2 separate regions of the Homo sapiens genome follow, and region 2 is linked to region 1. The links are chromatin contacts, found by Hi-C in ENCODE. All regions are on one chromosome and are shown on one strand. Each heading gives the region's core, a stretch centred on a gene start or an enhancer-like site at or near the end of the contact. The rest is flanking DNA. Distances are from core to core; before and after follow the strand shown. Region 1 holds the start of BARX1-DT (BARX1 divergent transcript). Region 2 holds the start of PTCSC2 (papillary thyroid carcinoma susceptibility candidate 2).

Region 1 (6,982 bases), core at 1,162-3,661:
TCCCCAGGCCTCAGCTGCCTCTGAGATCTCGGGGTTCCTGATGAACATGTTTGCAGCTGCGAGAAACTCGGAGTGTGTCTTGTCTTTCGGGGAAAGTAGAAACCAAAAAGAAAACGGCAGCTGGTCCTAAGAAGATGGCGTTTGCTCCAACCAAATCAGCCTTGCTGCGTTAGAAAAAGAACATGCACGGAGCGTGCACATTTGCTCTTCCGTGCGTGGCACAACAGCCATGCGGTGGCCAGGAGTCATCTGGGCCGGAGTTGGGTGCTTCCCGGAAATTCCAAAGTACCCTGAGAACCTGGAAATTATTGTTCACGTTTTCTATTTTCAGACGCTTCCCCATGCAGATGTTTCCATTTTCTTCAGTCCTAAAATGATTGTGTGCCCGCTTCAAACGAATTAGTAGCAACAGAGCAGATGGAGACGAAAGGTAGCCGAATGGCCGAGTCCCAGCTGGACTTAGAAGGAGCGCGCTGGCCCTGCCGTCTCCAGGCTAGGGAGCACCGACTAGGAGGTGGGGGGGTGCAGGGAAGGCGACTTGAAGGGCTGGGGTCCCGGCTACAGCGTAGGAGCCTCCCTTCCCCGACAGGCCTGTCACTGAGGTGCGAGTCCTAGCCTGGCTGGAGTCGGAAAGGGCAGGGCAAGGCGCAGGTAAATGTGGGGCAGAGGACCCGTAGGGAAAAGGTGGGAGATGGGAGGCAGGCCGACCCCAATGAGAGAAGCGAGGGAGGCCGACCGGCAGACGGTTGGAAAGCGAGATAGGGAAAGACAAGACGAGGGTGGAGTGCGATGGAGACAGCACCATCAGGGCAGAGCAGGCCCCGCCAAATTAGAAGAAAGGGCAGAAGCTGAAAAGGTCTGCGCAGGCCGTTCAAGCCCTGCAGAGGCCCAGCCGACCTGAAACCAGAAGGGACAGCCAGGCAGCTGCTCACAGTCAGGCCTCTGGCCCCAAGGCAAGGCCGAAGCAGGTCCGCACTGCGGCCAAGGCCGCGTTCCTCGCCCGCTGGAGCTCCCGGGGACTCCGGGCCGGCTTGGGCCCGCGTCAGCACCCAGCCCTCGGGAGCGCAGGCCTCCTCCCCAGAGGTCCGACTTCCCTGGGTTGGGCAGCCGCGGCCACTCCCGGCCATCCCTCTGCGGCGAAGCCCAGGCGCCCGTGGCCTGAGGTCGCTTCCACCCACGAGAGTCCGTAGCCTGGCAGTGCGCCTGCACTGGGGATGCTCACTCGGGGTCCCCGGGCTGGAGGCCGAAGGGAAGCAGTGAAGGAAAGAGCGAACACCCTCCCCGGGCGGCCCGCGGGCACGAGGCCTGGTTTCTGTGAGGCCTGGAGCTTGCACCCTCCGCCTCCCGCCTGGAGGGCTCCGAGAGACGGTCCCAGAACCTGCGCTCCCAGAGCAGCTTCCCGGGGCTGCTTCGATGCCGGAGGAGGCTCGGGGCGCCCCCGCGGTTCAGCTCGCTGTCTCCCGCCAAGCCCGGCCCGCGACCCCGCGGCCGCCACACGTACCCAGGTGGCTGTGGAAGGGCCGCGCCGCCAGCAGCGCCTGCACGCCGAACTTCAGCAGCTCGCCCGCCGCGGCAGCGGCGGCTGCGGGCGCGGCGCCCTTGGGCCCGGGTGGCTCCGTGAGGATCTCCTCAATCATGAAGCTGCGATAGCGGTGCGGCCGGTGGTCCGCGCAGCCCTCGGGCGGGCCGAAGCGCGCGGCGCCCGGCTCCCCCGGCCGCTGCATCGCGGCGCCCACTGCTGCGCCCGCGGTTTGGCGGCGGCGGCGGCGACGGCTTGGCTCCGGCGCGGGGCCCGCGCGGGGCTCTAGGCCGGCCCGCAGCTCGGGGCGGCGCGCGGGCGCCGGCTCATGCCCCCTCCCCCGCCGGCCGGCCGGGCGGAGGCGCAGGGCGCGGGCGGGGCGCGCGGGGCTCGGCCGGTCGAACCCGGGACTGCGCCCCCTCCCCACGCCGCCGCGCCTCTTGCCCGGCCAGCCCCGCGTCACCGCCCCGCCCCGCCCCGCCCCGCGCCGCCGCCCCCAACCCCTAGGCTGAGCCGGAGGGAGGGACCCAGAAGGGAGGGAGGCGGAAGGGAGGCCAAAAAGGAGGGGGCCACGTGAAAGAGGCCGGCCGACCGAGACCGAGGGAGACTGAGCGGAGCGCACGCCCTGGAAGGAGAGAGCCGGAGAGTTCGGGAGGCAAGACCCCCAGAGACGAGAGTCGGAGGGATCAAACGACACAGGTGAGAGAAGGGGCAGAGGCAGACGGCGTGGGCCAAACAAGATTCCAGACAGTGATGTGAGGGCACCAGAGACGCCACCGAGATGTGCGCAGAGAGACCAAAAGAGGCGTGAGAGCCAGCGGGCTGTGACGTGACGGAGGGCACAGAGGCAGGCGGGGCAGAGGAAGGGGGCGGTAAAGAAATGGGAACAGCTAGAAAACCGGCGGCTTGATCGGCTTTTAGGTAGCCCCGGAAAGGTCGGGAGGAGGAGGGGCAAAGGCCGCGCTCCTCAGCTGGGAAGGAGGTGGTCTCAAGCAGCCTCCAGTCCCGGGCTCAACACCGCCAACCCGGCAAGGGTGAGGCAGCGTTCAGGGATGCAAGGGGCAGAGCGGTAGCGGCACCTGTGCACCCCTCCCACCTCTGCCTCAGTTTACCATGTACGGCCTCATTTCTCTCCGGGCTGCCCTGAGAGAAAAATGTTCTCCAGCCGAGATTTGCTTGAATTGGAAATTCAAGTGATCCATGGACACATCCTCCTTGACAGCCCCCAGAAGACTGTAGGCTGGTTACATCCCCCTAGTTAGAAAAGGAAAAGGATTCGAGGAGAAGGGAAGGATGCAGCTTTGCCTTTTCCCAGCTTTGGGGCATCAAGAAACTGTTACTGGGCGGAGTTGGGGCCAGGGGGCCAGTGGGTGCTCTGAGAGTGTAAAGACCAAACTCTGGTGGGACCTGGCTCCATTGCGGAGCCTCAAAAGCTCCAACATGGTGGAGGAAGTTGGCAGTACCTTCTCTAGATCTTTCTTTCCATCCTTAGAAGAGTATAAGCCCAAGCCGTGGAGTGAACAACCCCAAAGCTACCCTACGCTGAACTCCTCTCTTTGGTCCTGCCACTACTGGTGAAACCACTGACCCTTTCTGGGCCTGTTTCCTTACCTGTCCTGAGGAGATGCTGACCTTTGGCTCCAGAGAGACTGTGAGAACTCAGTGAGGGGGTCCTGCACTCCGAGGGTCCTGCACCCTGGGAGCCCTTAGGTCTGTTTGGAGAGAAAACAGTTCCTCCAGGCAAGAGGGGAGAAGTGTCCCCAGGAGGTTGGGGGAGGAGCATCTGCCCTCCTCCTTCTCAGGAATCACAGGGCCTACCTCCTAGCCCCATCCACCATTGCCAGTCAGCGCCTGATGCACTGGGGGTGTCCTGGGCCACCCGGACTTCCTCTGTGAGCTCCATGTGGGGCCTCAGTCTTTACCTCAGGTAACTAGGGCTTACCACACCTACAGCCATGCCCCCCACCCAAGTTGAAGTCCTTTCTCCAGCTCCAGCTGCTGGTGGGGAGGCCTTCAGGCTGGCCCTCAGTCCCTGGCACCTGCCCCAGACTCGGGAGTGGGGGTGGGGGGCAGGTGGGGACTAGGAAGTGGCCCAGATCCTTTGTCTGTAGGGCCTGGAGTGAGGACAAAGACTACCTTACTCTGGTAAGATCCCAGTCCCAAGAGCCCACTGTCTCTCCTTCCCAGTTGTTGCATGACTTTCTGAACTCAGAGTTACCATTGGGACTGAAAGAAGGTGGCCTCAATGGCCGCCAGTTGCTTCGGACTCCCTCGGAGAGTGGTGCTGTGAGCCTACATGGTTCTTTGGAAAGGGTGGAGAGGGGCGCACTAAGAGCAACAGTATCCCACACTGAGCAGGCCTCCTCCTGAGAGACCAAGAGACCAGGAAGCTGGCCCTGTCGCTGTTGGCCAAGCAGCCACTGACATCCTACCTGGCAAATAGAAACAAGCCAGTGTCTCCTGGGAGGCTGGGGCAGCCCAGTCAGGCTCCCCCTATCAACGGGTAGACTCAGAGAACCCTCCCTAGATGAGTGCAATAGTATCACTCAATCCAACCATCTCCTTTTTCAGATGGGAAACTGAGGCCCAGCAAGAGGCAGCCCTGGTGCAGGGACTCCAGTGAGTAGGGCTGGTTTACTATTGCTTCTTGTACAGAGCCATATCAAGCTCCTTTTTCCGGCTTCCTCCCTCACCTCCCCCATCTTAGCAGGGCCCCTGCCCCTTCCTCACCCCCTGGCTTCTGCATCTCCCTAAGGGCATAGCCTAGTGGTGGTTTCTCCCCTGAGTAGGCCCAGCTAGCCTCTGTCCCATCCCCTGTTATTTGGGCCCTAACAGAAGCTACCCAAATTTGAACCATCTCTGCCCCATGCTCAAGACCTGAGGGTCTCACATCCTCAAAATGGGTCCCCAGATTCCAGATCCAAGGATTTGGGGATCACACTGTTCATCAGCTGTCACTAAACTTATTTTACTATGAGCCATCCCCCTGGGGTAGCTTCTTGGTCAGCTTGTGGGGAAGGGGGTCATTTTCAGGATGGAGGCCTCATCTCTAGATTTTGGGGAGTCAAAAGAGTAGTGCAGCCCAGCCCTCACCCCATTCCACAGGTGTGCACCCCCAGCTCCTTGGACTCTGGCCAGGACCATTTCCTGCAGCCCCAGGCCAGCCCTGCAGCATGAGCAGAGGGTGGCTTTGGGAATGAGGCCCTGAGGGCTGGAAGGAGAATGCCCAGCGCCTAGGGAACTTTGGGAGACCGCAGCTGGCTCCAGGGGCTGAGAGAGCCAGGGTCCTGCCCCCGGTCGCCCAAAACACCTCCCTTGTAGGTCTGTCCCTGATCCCCCGGCTCTTGATAGACACAGCCTCCCCGTCGCCCGACCCCAGGGCAAACCAGCAGATAAACCCCTTTTAGGCGAAAATTACACAAAAACGGCGGCGGCGGCGGGGCCTCCTCTGCTCAGGCACTGCCGCGTTGGCGGCCGAAAAAAGAGGGTCCCAGAGAAGGGGAACCCCCTCCCTGTCGAGGACACCGAGGCCCAGAGAGGGGAAGCCTCCTCCCCAGTGGGGTGCAGTCTGGGATTGCAGTCCCCACCCCAGGGGCGCAGCTGCCAGCCCAACGCCTGGGACACACCCCCTCCCGAGGCCTCTAGCCGCCGCCGCGAAAATCCCGGAAACCGTCCTGCTCGCGGCGGGCGCAGTGGAAAAGGTGACCTCAGCGCCCCGGGCCAGCCGCCCTCCCTAGCAGCCGGGCGGCGAGGGGCTCCGGGCGGCAGGGGTTCCTCGGCGCCGCCCGGTCGCTGGATGAGGGGCCCTCGGAGCGCAGAACCGGCCCCCTCCCCACCCATGTTCTGCCCCTCAGACCCTACAGCCCCTTTGGAGGCTGCGGGACAGGGAGGGGACCACCTCATTCCCACAACCGAATCCCCTAAGCATTCAGGTGTAGGTTCCAGAACCACCTCCCCTCCACCCACACCCTTCTCCTACTCCAGCGCCTCCCAGACGGGATTGTGAAATGGCTCCGCGTGCGAACGGGTCCAGGAGCCGTTCGTTGTACAGAGGAGGAAGCTAAGTCTGGAAGGAGCACTCGAGCAGGCTCAGCGGCCAGCAGCCAGCGGCAGGGGGATCGTGCATCGCTTGGAGGGCGCTGGGCTCTCCTCCATCCGCCTCAGCCGTGGGCAGTTTGTTTCCGCTCCCACTTGCAGCGGGTCTGCATCTTAATTGGCAAAACGAAGTTGGGGCCGCGGTGGAGCGGAGGCTTCTTCCAGAACGGTCAGCTCACCTCCGGATGCGGTCGTCCGAGCAGCCGCCTGCGGGGGGTCCCACGCCCTCTATCTAACAGGTTGACGTCCAGCCCCTAGGGGCCCAGGCGGCCCCGGGCCGCCCCACCTCGCGGCCTTCTGCTCCCCGCGCAGCCTTGCGCGCCCAGCCACCCAGCACACGGTCCGTCCCTGGGGACGCGTCGCGAGCGCCGGGAATGGAGCTCGTTTCCTCTTTTCTTTTTTCTTCTTCTTCTTTTTTTTTTTTAAACCTTTGGTTCTGATTGTCCTTGGCCCAGCAGGCTGTTGGTGGCGTTGGTGGTGCTGCTGGGACTGGGGCACCGGCCTTGGCCGCAGGTGTGCTGTGCCCGACAGAGGCCGCCTGGACCGCGCCCGGAACGCCCTGTCCGGGTGGGCTGCGGCGTTCGCCCTGCTTTTGCCCCGAGCCGAGACTGGCAACATCTTTTCTAGCTTCAAAACAGAAAATTTTGGAATTATAAAATTACCCCCTCCCCACGCTTACAGGTCATTATCTCCTGGAGACCACCAACTCGCTTTCTCTTTGGAGAAGCCAGTCTCTGTGACCCTTTCTTTCATGAAAATTTCGAACTCAAATGTGGGCATTCGTTTTGAGTCATTTCAAAGCCCTAGAAGCTCGGGGTCAAATTGTGTTTCGGGTGACAGCGCCTTTAGACACATCCCCCTCTCTTTCCAAGCTCCCCCTCTTGGAGCAATTTACAAATTTGTTCCTTTGGAATTCGCTACTTTATTTTTGTTTTGTAAGTTTTGTTGTTGATTTTTTTAATGTTTAATTTTCTATGGAAGTGTTAGTTTAAATACATCCAACAGCCCAGCGTGGTGGCAAGCGCCTGTAGTCCCAGCTTCTAGGCAGGTTGAGGTAGGGGGATTCCTTGAGCCCAACAGTTCGAGGCTGCAGTGAACAATGATTGCCCCACTGCACAAGCCTGGGCAACAGATCCAGACCCCGTCTCTTAACCAAAATAATAAATAAAAATAAAAGACAGATCCTTAGATAGGAAATAAATAACTCGCTCCTGTGACCCGGAGATGACCCGGTTCTTAGTGGTCCAGGAACCTGAGGCGATGCTCCTGGACTCGCGGAGCCGCCAGCCCGCCGCTCCCAGCCCTCCAGGCCCTGGACGGGTCCCGCCTCCATTTCACACCCACCGCTCGCCAGCCCCGGCGGCTCCC
Region 2 (6,982 bases), core at 2,337-4,836, 3.9 Mb after region 1:
AAACCCTCACAACACTGGTGCTGCCTTACATGGATGTCTTCTGTGGTCAGCAGGACGAGTGTGACTTGGGGGCCCCCTTTTGTGACAGTGTCTTGCTCTGATGCTCTCTAGGGCCATACAGCCCACTGACCCAGACAGAATGCACTGGAGTAACCTAAACAGGTCACTGCGATGCTGCTGTAAGGAGATCCTTGGATCAGATTTGCAAGTGTGGACGCCTGGAGTTTTGTTGTTCAGTAAAAAGGGCAGCCCAGGCCAAAGAATTAAGTACAAGTAAGGCTCTGAGAACTCAAGAAAAGACAGAGAGGCTTTGGGGCCAAAGAGTAAGGCCCAAAGACCTGAGTTTCCTTCTCAGCCCAAGGCTTTTCTCTCTACAAGTCCCTTCCACAATCCAGGCCCAGTCTCCTTCCAGCTTGAATTTCCATGGTTTCTTTAATAGAAGAACTGGTTACCTCTGCGTCTGCATGCAGGGGAATCTCCGTCAAGGAATCTGGAGGAATTTTCCTTGACTCCTTGGACCCCTCTCGTTTTTATTTACAAAGTCGCCCATTCAAAACTGAGGAAAGCAGCTGTTGCAGAAGAACATCTTCTAAAGATTCCCAATAGCACCTCCAGCCCCCTATGCACATAAAATGGCCTGCTGCAGGCTGGCTTCTCCAGGGGTGCTGGGAATACTTGAAGGGCTGAAGATCAGTGGGAAGCAGAAATCACTGGCCTGCCCACATCAACACCAACCCACCCCTGCTGGATTGGGAGAATGATTTCCAAGGGTCTGGAACCTGCCCTTCCTAACTTCCAGATGATTCATAAACGTTAAGGAGCACTGTGGCAGAGAAGAGGGGAGGACTTGGCCATGACCATGTTCCTTCTCAAGAAACTGAGAAGGAAGCAATGGGAAGAGATAGGAAATGCCCCGAGGAGATTTTTGTGTATGGTTTTGATCCAAACGGGTAAACTTGTGACCTGTGTACTCACCAAATCATTTAATGTGAACTCACTGTGGACTCACAGAATCTTCAAATGCATTATTCAAAGAGAACATTTATGAAATAGAAATTTAGGGGTCCTTGGTTTGCGAAAATCTTAGAATCATGATCTTGGAAATTCTAATCTCATGATGCTAGGTATTTGGTCTCGGCCACAGGAGTAGCTTGATATTAACAAAGTTTGAGAAAACCATCAGAATTCTAGAAGAATGAGGTCACAGACACAAGACACTGAAGAACAGAAAATCCTGAGACAAGAAGGCTTTTAGCCATAGTCGTTGCAGCTTAAAAGTAGAGGATCATAAAGTCATGGGACTAATCATTACAGCATATAATCACAAACATTAGAAGAATTATTGGAATCAGATTATTTGAACTACAGAATAGCAGATCCAGCACTAACATTTTAGAATTAAGGAAGGAGAGAACTGCGGATTTACAGGATTCAAATTCTTCCAATCAGACATTCCTAAACAGGAATTCAAATTAAATAATATATAACTTAGAGTGGAAAAAATAAAAAACTGGAGAAGTGGCAGCTTCAAGAGTGGCATCATATTTTCAGGCACAAAATCTTAGGTCCCCGTTTTTTGTTTGTTTTGTTTTGCTTTTAAGAGACCGGGTCTCCCTTTGCTGCACAGGCTGGAGTGCTGTGGCTACTCACAGGCACAATGATTGTGCACTACAGCCTGGAACTCCTGGGCTCAAGCGATCTTCCTGCCTTAACCTCCAGTAGCTGGGACTACAGGCTCCCGCCACCGTGCCTGGTTTAGTCCCAGTATCTTAATACATAGGTTTTTAGACTTTGACTAGAAGCTTAAGTCAAAGGAATATAAGCATAGTCAAAGTTAGACTCCCAGTCTTGGAATCTTAGAATTACAGGGTCGCAGGATCGCAGGATCGCATTCTTTAGATTTATGGAATCACGTTAGGACAACGGTCGTCCAGAATTTAAAATCTAGATATCTGAATCTCAGAATCTTGAAAGTTACTGAGAGCCACGAAATCCCGTATTAAAAGGTGCCTATAATATAATCCAGTTAAAAATTTTAAAATTTGAAGTTTTTCCTCCTTTGTAAAAACGAAACAGGACGAAATCTGGGTTTTTTGCTTCTCCATTACTTGGGAAGAAGGAAACCAGGAGTTTTGTTTAGCGAGTGTAAAGCCCCTCTCCCTTCGTTCGACCAACCCTCTGCCGCAGAAGGTTGTCAAGCAAACGCTTTGAGCGTTTCCACACACCGGGTCGACGGAGCAAGGATCTGGGCTTTGCCTCGCTCTTCCGAAGGCAGCTGCCCAACGCTTGGCCGGGCTTAGCCTGCCCTCAGCTCACCGCCACGAAGAACGCGACTAAAACCCTGGAAGGCATGCCACCCGTTACTGGCCAGAACTCTCGTCTTGGGATCTCCCACACTCACCTGGCACCACCATCCGCGCGGCTCTGCACCCACAGCCCCGGCCCGCCCCCCCCCCCCACCCCGGAAAGCTGCGTCCGGGCTGGAGCCACTGGAACCCGCGCCAAGGCCCGGAATCCTATACGTAGCAGGGGCCTCGGAGATCAGCACACGCCCTCCAGCTGCTATTTAACAGAGTAGAACACTGAGGCCCTGCGAGGGGACAAGGACAGGCCCTGGATCTCCCAGTGAATGGCCAGGGAACGAACCCGGGCCAGAGGGGCCGCGCCGCGAGGATCTCAGGTTAGGACCAAGTTCCGGCTCAGGGACAGCAGGAAAGGAACTCAGAAATTGGACACCCATGAAGCAAACGTGTCCCGACTGCCCGCCCCTTCCCCCGGAGACGCGCCCACCCGGCCACCGCTCTCTTCCCACTCCCCCATTACCCGCAGCCCTCACTCCCCGCTGCGGGAAGGGGCTGCTTGGCTGCCTCTGGGGGTCTTCAGAGCTACCCTGGTCCCGGGGGATTGGAGGAGGAGGTTACCTATCCTGCGTCGTCTTTAATCCGTGCACCACTATCCATCAAATAGAGACAGATCCTGGGCCTCTCAAAGACGGATGATTGGGGGTGGTGATTGGCCTATCCCTAAATATCTACCACGCAAGGACTCTTGAGAGATCCAGACCCCGGTACAGTCGAGGGACCTGGGGCCCAAAAAGGGAAAGCGGCTACCTCTACCACACAGTTGGGAAGCGCAGTCCTAAAGGAGACGCAGGTTGGAGACTCCGCTAAGCGGAGAAGCCGCAGTGGGGCCATGGCAAGTCACCTTCCCTTTCGGGCCTAGGAATACTCATTCGAAAGATGGGGGGACTGGAGTGCCGAGTGGCTGTGGCAGCCACGATTGGGGTTTGGAAACCATCCTGAAAGGCCCGGGGAGCCAGTCTCCTGGAACTTCTCCCTCCCCATTCCCACAAAAACCAAGCGCCCTCTCGGCCAATTCTCACCCTCTCAGGACAAAAAAGTGAGATGAGCCCGTCCTTTCACCTGCGAGTCCAAGCCCTTGGCAGAGGCCTGAAAAGTCCGAAAACTCCGAGTTCGGGCGCTGAGGTCTCCCGAGCCGGTTCCTGAACTCTCCGGGCCTCAGTCGATCGGGGTGCGGAGGGGGCCGACCCGGGGGATCTCCAAGCGCCCTCCCCGCCCTGACGCTGTGGGGCTCCTACCGCGCCGCCACAGCTGCTCCTACCTGGGGAGGTGCGCCCGGGCCCCGGGGGGCGGGCAGTCGGGGGGCGGGCAGGGAACCGGTGCCGCCCCACGCTTCGTGGCCCCTTTAAGGAGGGGAAGCCGGCGGAGGGAGGAGCCGGTCCGGTGTGTGCAGGGGAGCGCCTCGCCAGCGGTCCGCAGGGCTGGAGACCCACGCCGTGGAGAGGACCAGCCTCAGGTCGCCCCGCCTGGGCCCGCGCCCCGACCTCGCTGCCCCCGCCTCGCCTCTCTGCCCGTGGCGCTTACGGCCACCTTGGCCTCGGGGGCAGGGCATGGGCGGCCCCCGCCAGATCGCCCAGCGCCAGTACTAACTGCCCTCGCTCTGGCCTTCGAGCCCGAAGCCTCTTCTGCGCGCACAACCTAGGCAGTAATCCTAAACTAGCGGGCACCACAGACCAGCTGCAGCCACCCCAACCCAGGGATCACTTCCGGACCCCTCGACCGCCCGGCACCAGCGCGCAAGGGACCCTTCAGCCGGAGACCAGAGTCCAGTCCCGGTCACGAGGCCACCGCCGCTGCCCGCCTCGAGAAGCACCACGCGGGCTGAGCCGTCGGCTAGCGGGTCACTCCCGAGCCTCTGTCTGCACCGCGCCAGCCCCAGACCACGGACGCTGAGCCTCCAGCGCGTGCCAGCCTGGGCCGCTGGGCTCTCGGGGCCAGCCCGCGACGATCCCCTGAGCTCTCCGCAGAAGGGCCGAGCGTCCGTTCCGGGGACGCCAGGCCCGCCCCCGCCCCCCGACAGCCGCGGGGATCCAGAGCCCGGGGGTGCGGGACGCCCGCGCCATGACTGCCGAGAGCGGGCCGCCGCCGCCGCAGCCGGAGGTGCTGGCTACCGTGAAGGAAGAGCGCGGCGAGACGGCAGCAGGGGCCGGGGTCCCAGGGGAGGCCACGGGCCGCGGGGCGGGCGGGCGGCGCCGCAAGCGCCCCCTGCAGCGCGGGAAGCCGCCCTACAGCTACATCGCGCTCATCGCCATGGCCATCGCGCACGCGCCCGAGCGCCGCCTCACGCTGGGCGGCATCTACAAGTTCATCACCGAGCGCTTCCCCTTCTACCGCGACAACCCCAAAAAGTGGCAGAACAGCATCCGCCACAACCTCACACTCAACGACTGCTTCCTCAAGATCCCGCGCGAGGCCGGCCGCCCGGGTAAGGGCAACTACTGGGCGCTTGACCCCAACGCGGAGGACATGTTCGAGAGCGGCAGCTTCCTGCGCCGCCGCAAGCGCTTCAAGCGCTCGGACCTCTCCACCTACCCGGCTTACATGCACGACGCGGCGGCTGCCGCAGCCGCCGCCGCCGCCGCCGCCGCCGCCGCCGCCATCTTCCCAGGCGCGGTGCCCGCCGCGCGCCCCCCCTACCCGGGCGCCGTCTATGCAGGCTACGCGCCGCCGTCGCTGGCCGCGCCGCCTCCAGTCTACTACCCCGCGGCGTCGCCCGGCCCTTGCCGCGTCTTCGGCCTGGTTCCTGAGCGGCCGCTCAGCCCAGAGCTGGGGCCCGCACCGTCGGGGCCCGGCGGCTCTTGCGCCTTTGCCTCCGCCGGCGCCCCCGCTACCACCACCGGCTACCAGCCCGCAGGCTGCACCGGGGCCCGGCCGGCCAACCCCTCCGCCTATGCGGCTGCCTACGCGGGCCCCGACGGCGCGTACCCGCAGGGCGCCGGCAGTGCGATCTTTGCCGCTGCTGGCCGCCTGGCGGGACCCGCTTCGCCCCCAGCGGGCGGCAGCAGTGGCGGCGTGGAGACCACGGTGGACTTCTACGGGCGCACGTCGCCCGGCCAGTTCGGAGCGCTGGGAGCCTGCTACAACCCTGGCGGGCAGCTCGGAGGGGCCAGTGCAGGCGCCTACCATGCTCGCCATGCTGCCGCTTATCCCGGTGGGATAGATCGGTTCGTGTCCGCCATGTGAGCCAGCGTAGGGACGAAAACTCATAGACACATCGGCTGTTCACACGTTCCCCGCAATCTGAGAACGAACAGGAATGGAGAGAGGACTCAACTGGGACCCACGTGGAAAAGACCGAGCAGGCCACAGAGGCTCGGTCTCCCCGCGCACAGCGTAGGCACCCGGTGTACTCTGTAAACGGGAGGAGGTGGGGCGAGGCAGCCAGAGCCCTTGGACTGGCACAGGGACCCTCGATGGAGCGAAGCCCTCAAACGGGATGCTTTCTGGTATTCTATCGGGGAGGGTCCTTGGCGGTAACCAGAGGGCAGCGTAGTGTCAACACCAGAGACCAGGATCCAAATTGTGGGGAATCAGTTTCAGCCTTCCATGTGCTGCCGGAACTCGGGCCTTTTTACGCGGTTCGTCCTCTAGTGCCTTTAACTGCGTTACTACAATAAAAGGCTGCGGCAGCGCCTTTCTTCTTAAAGTGAGGAGGACAAATTTGCAAAAGAAATAGGCTTTTCTTCTTTTTTAAATTGGAGAAATCTCTGCTCTGGTTGACCTGGGCTGGTTTTCCCTGTCTCTGAGAACTTGAGACCTAGCTCCGAGTTGAACTGTGCGTCAGCACTCCAGTCCCATCACCTGAACCTTCAGTCTCCCCCATCTGTTACACTAGAGGGCTGCAGGACTCTATCCACCGCCCCCGGGTTATCATTCAGGGCCCCATCATCTTGGATGCTGCCCTGCGTATTTGGCAGCAATGGTGGGCCACCCAGGGCCTCTGAGTAGCCACCCAAAGCCTAGCCGCTGTTCTAGGGAACGGAAAAGAGTTCATGGCCAAGCGTCTAACCTAAAGTCCCAGGATTGGCTCCAGGCAGCAATTATATCATAACTTATTGAACTTTTGAGCAGGACGTGCTGGTAATTTCATGGCTGTTACTGCCCAGTCATAAATCTGCTTTTCCATTATAAGGCAGAGAGAAGTACATTCGTTCATTTGTCCACTGTTTCTTGTCATCACGCAGCCCTGGACCCAAAGGGTGAACTAAAGTTTAAGGAGATGAGAGGATTCAAGGAGCCCGTTGGTGACGCCTTTCAGTAGCTGGGGAGGGCTCTTCCATCCCCAGCACCCCCTGCTACACCTCAGCAGCCTCCCCCATGCAAAAAGGAAAGAGAAAAATTAAGTTAGGGCAGTCAGTAAAGTGAGCTTTAGAAAGAAACTGGAATTTTAACTTCATTTTGTATCTTGCTTAAGTAGCAGGCTCACTAAAATTAGAGAAAGTCCAATAACTCTCCCCCTTTCCCTTGAGAAATCTTTAAGTTTCGATTCTGGAGCAAAAACTTTCAGCATTAAATATTTCAGAGGCTCCATTCACAGCTTTCAGATAAACTGGAGTGTTCAGATGGACTGTTTTAATAAAAATCTTTGAGCAAGTGAGTTATGGCAAGAGAAACTCAGCCTC

Evidence for each region. Hi-C counts contacts between places; a loop is a spot of excess contacts on that map. Pooled maps may share reads with other maps.
Region 2: a map of naive thymus-derived CD4-positive, alpha-beta T cell shows a loop between it and region 1 (10-fold over the local background). The contact joins the promoter of PTCSC2 here to the promoter of BARX1-DT in region 1. A Hi-C loop is called at or near these places in 1 of 168 maps with a recorded cell type or tissue (naive thymus-derived CD4-positive, alpha-beta T cell), 2 of 37 single-sample maps with no recorded cell type and 7 of 50 pooled maps.

The regions. Positions count from the first base shown.
Region 1 is chr9:93,953,423-93,960,404 of GRCh38, forward strand. BARX1-DT (BARX1 divergent transcript) reads left to right here and starts at 2,412. Exons shown (of 2, transcript NR_144455.1): 1 at 2,412-3,446; 2 at 4,091-4,500. BARX1 (BARX homeobox 1) reads right to left here and starts at 1,933. Exons shown (of 4, transcript NM_021570.4): 1 at 1,502-1,933. The coding sequence starts at 1,724. It overlaps LOC124902216 (a long non-coding RNA gene), which reads left to right and starts at 2,104. Exons shown (of 3, transcript XR_007061672.1): 1 at 2,104-2,218. RefSeq lists enhancers at 1-515, 1,927-2,458, 2,459-2,989.
Region 2 is chr9:97,849,494-97,856,475 of GRCh38, forward strand. PTCSC2 (papillary thyroid carcinoma susceptibility candidate 2) reads right to left here and starts at 3,587. Exons shown (of 11, transcript NR_147055.1): 1 at 3,423-3,587. FOXE1 (forkhead box E1) reads left to right here and starts at 3,733. Exons shown (of 1, transcript NM_004473.4): 1 at 3,733-6,982. The coding sequence starts at 4,422. The coding sequence ends at 5,543. RefSeq lists an enhancer at 2,200-2,701.